Regions from separate parts of the Mus musculus genome. Here region 1 is linked to region 2. A link is a loop called in an ENCODE intact Hi-C map of the cell type or tissue named here. Cell type or tissue: gastrocnemius. All regions are shown on one strand. Region 1 overlaps Klhdc2 (kelch domain containing 2). Region 2 overlaps Pole2 (polymerase (DNA directed), epsilon 2 (p59 subunit)).

Region 1 (5,000 bases), 100 kb before region 2:
TTATCGGTGCAGAATTTTATAGCTGACTTTAAGTTTTGTGTTTGACACTAGGAGGAACACGATCTGGATCAGCAGGGGAATGAGGTAGGATCTGAGTAAGGTTTCTATTCTGTTTCACTGCAATCTTTCCCCAGAATATCTAATGCTACTCAAAACTGGAGGCAACTGCAGCTCTGCAGCACTGTCTGGGTTGAGGTATCATATGTGCTGTATGTAACTCTGCAAGTCTCAAACTGTTCTTGGGGTTTTGTTGTTTTGGTTGATAGGGTCTCAGTATGTAGCCTTGGCCAACCTGGAACTTGCCTCCATTTGTCTCCTGAGAGCTGGGTTTAAAGGTGTGCCCACCATACCTTGCCTGAAAATAACTCTCTATTCCTCCCCCTCCTTTGTGCTTCAATATTCTTCTTATTATGGGGATAATTTACTTAAAAGCCCAACATCAAAGCATTTTGCCCCTGTAGATAGCCTACAATTGCGAACTAGTCTAAGGAGTTCTGAAATTTTTCCTTAAGAACGCAGCACCGGGCTGGAGGATGGCTCAGTGGTTAAGAGCACTGACTGCTCTTCCAAAGGTCCTGAGTTCAAATCCCAGCAACCACATGGTGGCTCACAACCATCCATAAATGAGATCTGATGCCCTCTTCTGGGGTATCTGAAGACAGCGGCAGCATATTACATATAATAAATAAATCTAAGAAAAAAAAAAAAAGAACAGAGTACCTCCTGCCCTCTGTCAGGCCACTCAAAACCAGTAGTAGCTGTAGATTTAGACTTGATATCCTCTTCTGGTATGCATGTGCTTGTGTACACACAACATCCCCACAAGTAAAAGGAGTCTTTCTCAACTTTGGCACTGTTAACATTTTAGAAAGTATGATCTTTTGTTGCAAGGCCTGTCTTAACATATTATGAACTGACTAATGATACCTGTTGCCTAACCCACTAGATGTCACTCCTTTCTTTCTGAAAGCCAAAACTTTATTTTATAGATAGATAGATAGATAGATAGATAGATCGGTCCCTGGTCTAGCCAAGTTTAGTAGTACATGCTTTTAATTGCCATACATGGGAGGCAGAGGCAGATGGATCTCTGCGAGTTAATGCCTGCCTGGTATACAAAGTTCATTCCAGGACATCAAGGGCTACACAATGAGATTGTTTTGTCTTACGAGATAGCTCAGTCTATAAAGTGCTTTCCATGGACACATAAGGACCTGAACTCAATCCCCGGCACCCACATGAAAAACCGAGCAAGGCAGCATATACCTGGAGTCCTGGCAGGAAGGAAGTGGGAGAGAGGCGCTCTGGAGCTCTAGGCTTAGTGAAAGACTGTTAGATAGTTAGAGGTTAGTAGAGGCTTCCACACACCAAAAGGAAAACTCATGGTCTGGTCCAAGTGTAAGTTGTTTCCTTGTAACAGACTTAAACTCCTCGTAGTTATTAGCACTGTGTATCATTTTAATCCACAGGAGCTCCCTGTGCAGCTTAGCTGCTAGTCCAACTTGACTTCCTCCCACTCTAAAACACATTAAATGGTATGTTGAGAACTATTCCCATTGTTATACGTTGTGAAGAATATATATTGAAACATAACTCTTTAGTTCTTTGGAACTGTAAGCAGAATTTGGGTACTGTTGTCAGATTGTATGTCAGAAAAGGCTAAGAGTATTCAGAAACTGATTTGTTGTTTTAGATCTTGGCTTTATGATGGTGTGATCTGAACAGATTGCATGTTAGGCAAGGGTTCTACTACTCAACAGCACCCCTCCCCAGCATCTACTGTTCTTTTCAAGTTTGGCATAAATTCCTTTTATAATTTTCTTTCTCCTTTAGGAAAATCTATTTGACTCTTTGACAGGGCAGCCACATCCTGAGGATGTACTGATGTTTGCTATTCCAATATGTGCCCCTTACACCATCATGACAAACTATAAGTAAGTCACTGTTGTCTCGCTCATACTCATTGCCAAGTAGCTTTAGGAATCTTTGATCTCCATGTAGTAACTGGTACAATTTTTTTTTTTTTTTAAGATACAAAGTGAAACTTACACCTGGAGTTCAGAAAAAGGGGAAAGGTAATTTAGGTGTTTTTTTTTGTGTGTGTGTGATTTTTAAATAGTTTAGTGACTAAACCAGAAGTACATTCTTGTGTGCTCTCCTTACAGCTGCGAAGACAGCCTTGAACAGTTTCATGCACTCCAAAGAAGCCACAGCAAGAGAAAAAGACTTATTCCGAAGTGTGAAGGTAAGGTTTCCCTTCAGCTCTTGTCTGTTGTCTTGACACAATGCTGTCTCCCCAGGACCCTAAGTAGGTTTACTTGGCAAAAGCTGTAAGTGCCTTTCTCCTGACAGTAGAGTACACGTAATTACCCTAAATAGGATATGACAATATTACGTACTTTTTGTTTGTTTGTTTTAGGACACAGATTTATCAAGAAACATTCCTGGAAAAGTAAAAGTGTCCGCACCTAATCTTCTGCATGTGAAGAGGAAATAGCTGGGATGAGAGCCTCAGCACTGAACAGCCAGTTTGTAGCCTTTGGAAGGTCAACGATGCAGACGTGTTAACAGGACTTCCACTTTACAAATGAACATACTGCCTTGCTATCACCAAAAGGACTTAAGATTTTTTCCCAAGTTTTATATATATCTATATAAACTATGATAGTATTTCCTAAAATATTTGTGAAAACTTAATGATACACATCTGTAATTGTATTGTTCTACATTTTATTGAACTTCTTGAGGTTTCATTTCATGATGTAACGACCCTGAAATAGCTCAAGTGCATAAACTACTGACGTAGTGGTCTACTGTATATAACATCTAATACATAGTACAGCCAGTCACGAGAGGTTTCGTTTGGTTAATGGAACAATTAAACATTTAAGATTTGTGTCTTGAACACTTTGCCAAATTTTACATCAAATGCAAAAAAAAATAACACAAGAAAATGACAGTTGTTTCCGTGTATTCATATCTATCACTTTCCTCCCTAACTTCTTCCTTGTAATATCTCTCAGTTGTTTGCCATTTTCTCTCCCAACCCCCAGCAGCTGTCAAAGAGTTAAAACTGTCTTAAGTGATTTTGGTTTTTCCAAGTCAGGGTTTCTCTGTAGACCAGACTGGCCTTGAACTCAAGAGATCCGCCTGCCTCTGCCTCCCGAGTGTTGGAATTAAAGGCGTGCATCACCACCACTGGGCTCAAGTATCTTGACCTGTAATAACAGAAGTGCATTTTCTTGCTGGGTGGTGCTGGCAGCATTGGGGAGGCAGAGGCAGGTAGATCTCTGTGAGTTTGAGCTCAGGACAGCCAAAGCTACAGAGAGAAACTGTCTGGAGTCTGGGAAAGGTCAAAGATGCTTTTTGGCTTTTAGGCTTATCACTAAAGATTCCTGGACCAGTATTCTTCTGGCTCCTATCAGAATAGAGAATGAAGCCATACATGATTTCTCTGTTCATGAGGTATAAGCTGCCACTTTTTAGTTAACTGGGTAGTAGCCATGACCATCACATGTCCCAGGACTACACCAACACTTGAAGGTTGGAGCAGTGCATTAATTGCAGCTTGGGCTGTCTAAGGCTCACTGCCGCCCCAGCATACACACCCAGGGTGGCAGCACACTTTGAGTTGCAGTGCTTGAGGGGGCGGAAGATAGAGGGTTACTGATTCAAGACCAGCCTTAGCTACATAAGGTTAAAGGCTACATACAGATGGAGCATCTTCACATTTCTACAGTTACATTACATCCACATTATCAAAAGATAAATGTTAAAATTGTTATACCCAGACGTGGGATAAAAAGTCAATGCAGGGGTTGGAGAGATGGCTCAGGGGTTAAGAGCACTGGCTGTTCTTCCACAGGGCCCACGTACAGTTGCCAGCACCCACATTGCAGCTTGTAACTCCTGTTCCAGGGAATCCAACACCCTCAGGCATGCAGGAAAACACCATTCAGTATACATAAATAAATCGTTAAAAAAAAAAAAAGCCAACACAGTAATTTTTTTTAACTTTAACAATAGACAGGTACTGGTGTTAAATACATTTATTGTAAACTTTAGACACAAAAATAGGTTCTCTAGGCCATTCACATGCACATAAAACCCAGGAAGCTGCAAACTACAACGATGCATATAATTATACAAAGGATGACACTGTGTGACAAGTACGGGGCTGTTCTCCATGCAAGTGGACCAGAAGAAGTATTATCTACAAAGCTTTATGATCCAGAAGTGTTGTTACTACCAAACCTCTGATTAACGCTGTGAAGTAAGTGTTTTGGAAGGCAGCTCCACGAGTTGGCTAGCATCTCTTTAAAGCAGATGACTGCTTCTAAGCTTAGCCTAAAGTAGACAAGGAAAGTGAAAATAATTTTACTAGATAGATAATTTTACTAGATAACTTGAATGAAGACTAATGCCTTTAAATAGTCATATACCTGGTGCCAAATACTTACCGTACAAGAGATTTTGGTTGAACTGAAAATATAAGTACTTCATTACTGTGTGCCTGAAAAAAAGAAGGAACAGGTAAAATGCAAGTGCTGAAAGCAGGCTGGTGTGCTACACTCACTCCTGTATCCTCAGCTCTAGGTAGCAAAGGCAGGAGCACTGGGCAAGAGCTGGACCAGAGCTGGGCCTACAGTCAGTAGTGAAGTGCTACCTAGCATGCACGGGCCTGAGGACGGAGCTATGCAGAAAGAGGGTCTGGAGAGAGGATTGATTCAGCTGTTAAGAGCGCTGCTCTTCCAAAGGACAGTTGGGGCTGTTTCCAATCACCTCAAACCTCACTCTTGGGTGATTTGATACCCTTTGTTTTGGTCTCCATGACAGCTGCATGCATATGGTACACAGACATACATGAAAGCCAAAGACCTATCACATGAAGGGGTTTGGTTTTTTCTTTGTTTTTAATTTTAAAACAGGCAGCGCTGGAGAGATGGCTCAGAGGTTAAAGAGCACTGACTGCTCTCCCAGAGGTCCTGAGTTCCAATTCT
Region 2 (5,000 bases):
AAAATTAGAATATGCTTTTAGTTTTTAAGATTTTATTCTGTTTTATTTTAGCTTAAAACTATAGAAACCTTACTGGGTAGCACAAGCAAAGTTGGTGACGTGATCGTCCTGGGGATGATAACCCAGCTGAAAGAGGTAAGTTAAGGGCTGGAGAGATGGCTCAGCGGTTAAGAGCACTGACTGCTCTTCCAGAGGTCTGAGTTCAAATCCCAGCAACCACATGGTGGCTCACAACCATCCGTAACAAGATCTGGCGCCCTCTTCTGGAGTGTCTGAAGACAGCTACAGTGTACTTACATATAATAAATAAATAAATCTTTAAAAAAAAAAAAAGAGGTAAGTTAAGTTTGACGAGCTTTGCCTTTTATTTTTGGACTCGAGTTGGTGATGCGTTGCTGCGGTAATGCTTTTTCATAGAAAACACAGGAACATATTTTCACAGAAAACATAGCCAGCGATGGCCTCGTCATCTGTGTCCGGGTTCTGCGGTGTTGGTGGGAAAGACTGTCCAGGTGTTAGTTTGCATAGCCCCCAGGTAGACCCCTAGTGACCTCTGCTTGAACTGACTCTGGGTTTCTGAATAAGCAAACTGCTGACCACATCCTGGTGGCCTGAGGTACTGGTTATTCTCTTAGCCAAAGGCATCTGGTGAGACGGAGCGGCAAGCAGCCTGGGCCTTCCTTACTACCCTGTGGTTTGCAGCAGTTGTTCCTTAGTGTCAGTGAGTCTCGGGTAAGTGAGTGAGTAGTCTGAGGTTGCCAGTAAATAAGCAGAAAAGTGTGGACTAGGAATTACTCATATCTGCAGGTCCACTTCTCTCTAATGTATCCTGTTGTCAGACTAGGTAGTATGTTAATAATTTATAATAGTATTCATTTTTTAATACAAATGTGAGCATATTTCATTTAATTCTGTTTTAGGGGAAGTTTTTCCTGGAAGATCCTACTGGAACAGTACAACTGGACCTTAGTAAAGCTATATCCTTTAAAAAAAAAAAATTCGCCAGGCGTGGTGGCGCACGCCTTTAATCCCAGCACTCGGGAGGCAGAGGGAGGCAGATTTCTGAGTTCGAGGCCAGCCTGGTCTACAGAGTGAGTTCCAGGACAGCCAGAGCTACACAGAGAAACCTTGTCTCGAAAAAACAAACAAAGAAACAAACAAAGAAACAAACAAACAAACAAACAAAATTCTGTCCAGGCATGGGGGTGCACACTTTGAATCCCAGCACTCGGGAGGCAGAGGCAGGGAGATCTCTTAAGTTTAAGGTCAGTCTTGTCTGCATAGCAAGACTCTGTCTCCAACAAAAGGGGTGAGATGGGGCTGGAGAGGTGGCTCAACAGTTAAGAGCATTGGCTGCTGTAGGATCTGGGTTAAATTCCCAGCACCCACATGGCAGCTCACAGCACTGCGGTTTATTATTAAATCTCCTTTTAAGGCCAGGCGTGGTGGTGCATACTTGTAATCCTAGCACGTGGGAAGCAGAGGCAGGAGTTTTAGGAGTTTTAAGGCCAGCCTTGGCTACATGTCTCAACTTTTCCCTACAGTAAATAAGACTTCCTCCTAATACCACCACAACCCACTACGAGGAATTTAAAACAACCCGAAAGCTAAAAGTCCCTTGGGGTTCAGACTGTCTACTGACCTATTAGTGTTCCGAGCATATCCTTGAGTTCTTCCTCAGCTGCTCTGTACCAGTTCCACAGTGGCTTATACACCGAGGCCTGCTTCGTCCTGGCAGAAGGTAAGCGTGCGCGCCCTTTTCATGTCCTTGCTTGACAGTAAAACTGTTCCCACTTGGGGAAGACACCTTACGATGTCGTTCCAGAGGGTATTCACCGTGAGGATGTCACCTTGTGAGACGGTGATGCTTAAGAAACAGCCTATTAGAAAATGTTCAGGGCTGGAGAGATGGCTCAGAGGTTAAGAGCCCTGACTGCTCTTCCCGAGATCCTGAGTTCAAATCCCAGCAACCACGTGGTGGCTCACAACCGTCTGTAATGAGATCTGACGCCCTCTTCTGGTGCGTTTGAAGACAGCTACAGTGTACTCATATATCAATAAAAATAAATACATCTTTAAAAAGAAAAAAGAAAAAGAAAATGTTCAGGGCGGAGGAAAGCGCCTTGAGATTAGACAGTGGAGAAGGCTGTGGGTCCTGAAACCCACTGATGGTGTGCACTTATAAAACTGGAAAACTCTTGGTTTCATCTGCTCAGTCAGGTCCCCCCTGTGTAGCTGGTAGCTGCTCTCGCTGCTCTTCAGCAAGTGCTATAACCCCCCCCCCCCGGCCAGCGCCCTACCCCACCCTAAAATATGAGTTAGTTGGGGTGGGGTACACTTGTTTAATGCCGTTTTCCTTCTAAAATATGCACTGTCCGTGGCTCTGGAGTTCGATAGCTCAGTATGATCGGTGGTTTTTGTAGTTTAATTCATTGCCTTATGTGACAATGAATTTGCTTTTTCAAAAATGGATAGCTGAGCAGACCATAATGCCTTGTTACCCGGTCGCTTTGTTTAGGTTGGTTTGAAGATCAAGTGTTTCACGCCAATGCCTTTGGATTTCCTCCCACTGAGCCCTCCAGCACCACAAGGTATTAAAGCGCTTGATTTCAACGACTCAGGAATTTGTAGATTGGCAGCAGTGAACATAACATAGTTTATCTCAGTCACTACAAGGTGTCAGATGAGAAAAAGCATTGGAAACCCACTTGCTTTAGCAGATCTGATGCCCTCTTCTGGCCTGAACGGGTGCACACAGATTTACAGACACCAATACCCAAAAGTGGCGTTAAGTTCACATACAGACACACACATTCATAAATACAATTTTTAAAGTGAAAAGCAAAAAAGAATATAAAGGCATAAAAAAGAAAAATGAATTTAATGAGCCAGTGCTTTATATATCTATATTTATTTATGTATCTATGTAAATGTTAGGGCCTCGTCATTTATGGAGTCTAGATCTCTGTAAATGTGCAGCGCTGCGGCACACTGTGAAACACTGGGGCTGCCAGGCATTCGCGGCTCCAGCCGAGCGAGGTAGACGGTAACACACTGCCCTCTTGTTCATACAGAAGGGGGAGTTGCAGGAAGCCCCTGCCTGGGGCCCGGTAGGGGAACAACTGAGGACAGATGTAAATGCCCCTCTGGCACCCAAGTATACTGTTGCTTTAACCTTTCCTGAGCAGACTTGAACAAATGGCCTATTCACCCCAGGTAGGGCACCAGTGGCAGGGCAAAGGAATAGTTCTACTCACATCTACCTGGTGGGACAATGGTTTTATTGAGCTCACAGGATCAGAGGTGACCACAAGACTGCTGGATCATTTAAAAGTCTCACCCAAGCATGGACAAGACTTGCCCAAAACAGCAAAGAGGGAGTCTGTACTTCCTGCTCCTTCCTGGTTCACTCCTGTATGAGCCGGTTCACTCCTGTATGGCCGGCACCTCCCTAGACTGTGTAGTGTAGCTGGGGCAGGATAGCGTGTAGCAGTGGGTTTCTTTTTTTTTTTCTTTTCGAGACAGGGTTTCTCTATATAGCCCTGGCTGTCCTGGAACTCACTTTGTAGATCAAGCTGGCCTTGAACTCAGAAATCAGCCTGCCTCTGCCTCTGGAGTGCTAGGATTAAAGGCTTGCGCCACCAGGCCCGACTCACAGTGGGGTTCTATTAACTGGCGGAGACTGCCAGTAGGCCTGACCTTGTGAAGGGATCTCTTGACAGTCTCTTGGAGTTAATCACAGCTGACCTGATTAAAGTCGAAGTGGCTGCCGTGCTCTGAGGCCAGCTTTTGAAGCACGCATACTGAATAGTCCTCCATAGACGGTGTCATGTGTGTGTGTTTTAAATAATTTGCAGGCAACATGTTTCATCTCTGGAATACTGTGTTGTTGCATGGTTGCTATATCTGATATATTTTTACTTTCTCCATGAACAGAATATGGTGGATAACTGTGTTATAATTACATAGGGCGTACTATGGAAATATTAATTTTTTTGGAGGGCCTTCTAATGCATCAGTGAAGACGTATACAAAGCTGAGACAGCTGGAAGATGAGAACAAGGACGCCATGTTTGTGATTGTGTCTGATGTTTGGTTGGACCAAGTGCAAGTGTTGGAGAAGTTTCATGTAATGTTTTCTGGTACGGATTATTATTGTTTTGTTTCTTGAACTGTCCTGAGGGATGTTTGTCATGTGGTGGTGGTGGAGTGCCTCTGTGGGCCCTGTTACATGGGAACCTGAGACAGGGGATTTATTGAGCAGTGATCAGAGGTCAGTCTGAGCAACATAGGAAGACCTTGTTTTTAAAGAGACAACAAAGCCAAGCCAAAGCTTTCACAGTTAAAGCCAGCCAGATATGCTGATACCTGCCTTTAATTCCATCTCTTAGAAGGCAGAAGCAGGTGGATCTCTATGAGTTACAGTCACGACAGGGCTACATAGTGTGGTCCTGTCTCAAAAATCATCAAATAGACAGACAGACAGACAGACAGACAAACAGATAGATAGATAGATAACACAAAATTCTCAGTTCCCAGAGTGACGTCCTTTTGTTCCCTAGGTTACTCGCCAGCACCTCCAACCTGCTTTATTCTGTGTGGTAATTTTTCATCTGCACCATATGGAAAAAATCAAGTCCAGGCTTTGAAAGGTATTGAGCATCTTTTTAACTAAGAGTGTTTCCAATCCCGGCAGTGGTGGTTCATGGCTTTCATCCCAGCACTCGGGAGGCAGAGGCAGGCAGAACTCTGAGTTTCTGACCAGCCTGGTCTACAGAATAAGTTACAGGACAGCCAGGGCTATACAGAGAAACCCTGCCTTAAAAAAACAAAACAAAACAAAACAAAAAAATTGAGTTTTTCTATATTTACATGAACTATTGATAAATTATGTATAATATTTTAATTTTATTAAAGATCTAGGGTTGTAGTTAATCAACTGTAACTTTATGGACATCACAAATTAGGTTAAATATTTTTTATAATTTTCAGATTCCCTA

What was found. Hi-C counts contacts between places; a loop is a spot of excess contacts. Peaks named below come from ENCODE experiments on the same cell type or tissue, not always from the same donor. Only the 100,000 strongest peaks of a DNase experiment are listed, where the experiment ranks them.
Region 1: it touches region 2 in a loop (2.1-fold over the local background); 10 of 42 quality-filtered maps call a loop at or near these places.

The regions. Positions count from the first base shown.
Region 1 is chr12:69,309,500-69,314,499 of GRCm38, reverse strand. It overlaps Klhdc2 (kelch domain containing 2), which reads right to left. Exons shown (of 13, transcript NM_027117.3): 12 at 4,461-4,513; 13 at 3,813-4,347. The coding sequence ends at 4,224. Nemf (nuclear export mediator factor) reads left to right here. Exons shown (of 33, transcript NM_025441.3): 29 at 52-84; 30 at 1,834-1,934; 31 at 2,032-2,075; 32 at 2,166-2,245; 33 at 2,420-2,957. The coding sequence ends at 2,497. Among named protein-coding and RNA genes, the nearest start is that of Klhdc2, 15 kb to the right of the region's middle. In gastrocnemius, no CTCF peak of the experiment used is centred here; no DNase peak of the experiment used is centred here.
Region 2 is chr12:69,208,964-69,213,963 of GRCm38, reverse strand. It overlaps Pole2 (polymerase (DNA directed), epsilon 2 (p59 subunit)), which reads left to right. Exons shown (of 19, transcript NM_011133.2): 7 at 52-135; 8 at 921-977; 9 at 1,693-1,741; 10 at 2,519-2,591; 11 at 3,970-4,142; 12 at 4,563-4,652; 13 at 4,993-5,000. Among named protein-coding and RNA genes, the nearest start is that of Dnaaf2, 13 kb to the right of the region's middle. In gastrocnemius, CTCF peaks have their summits at 206 and 2,732 (motif pointing left); no DNase peak of the experiment used is centred here.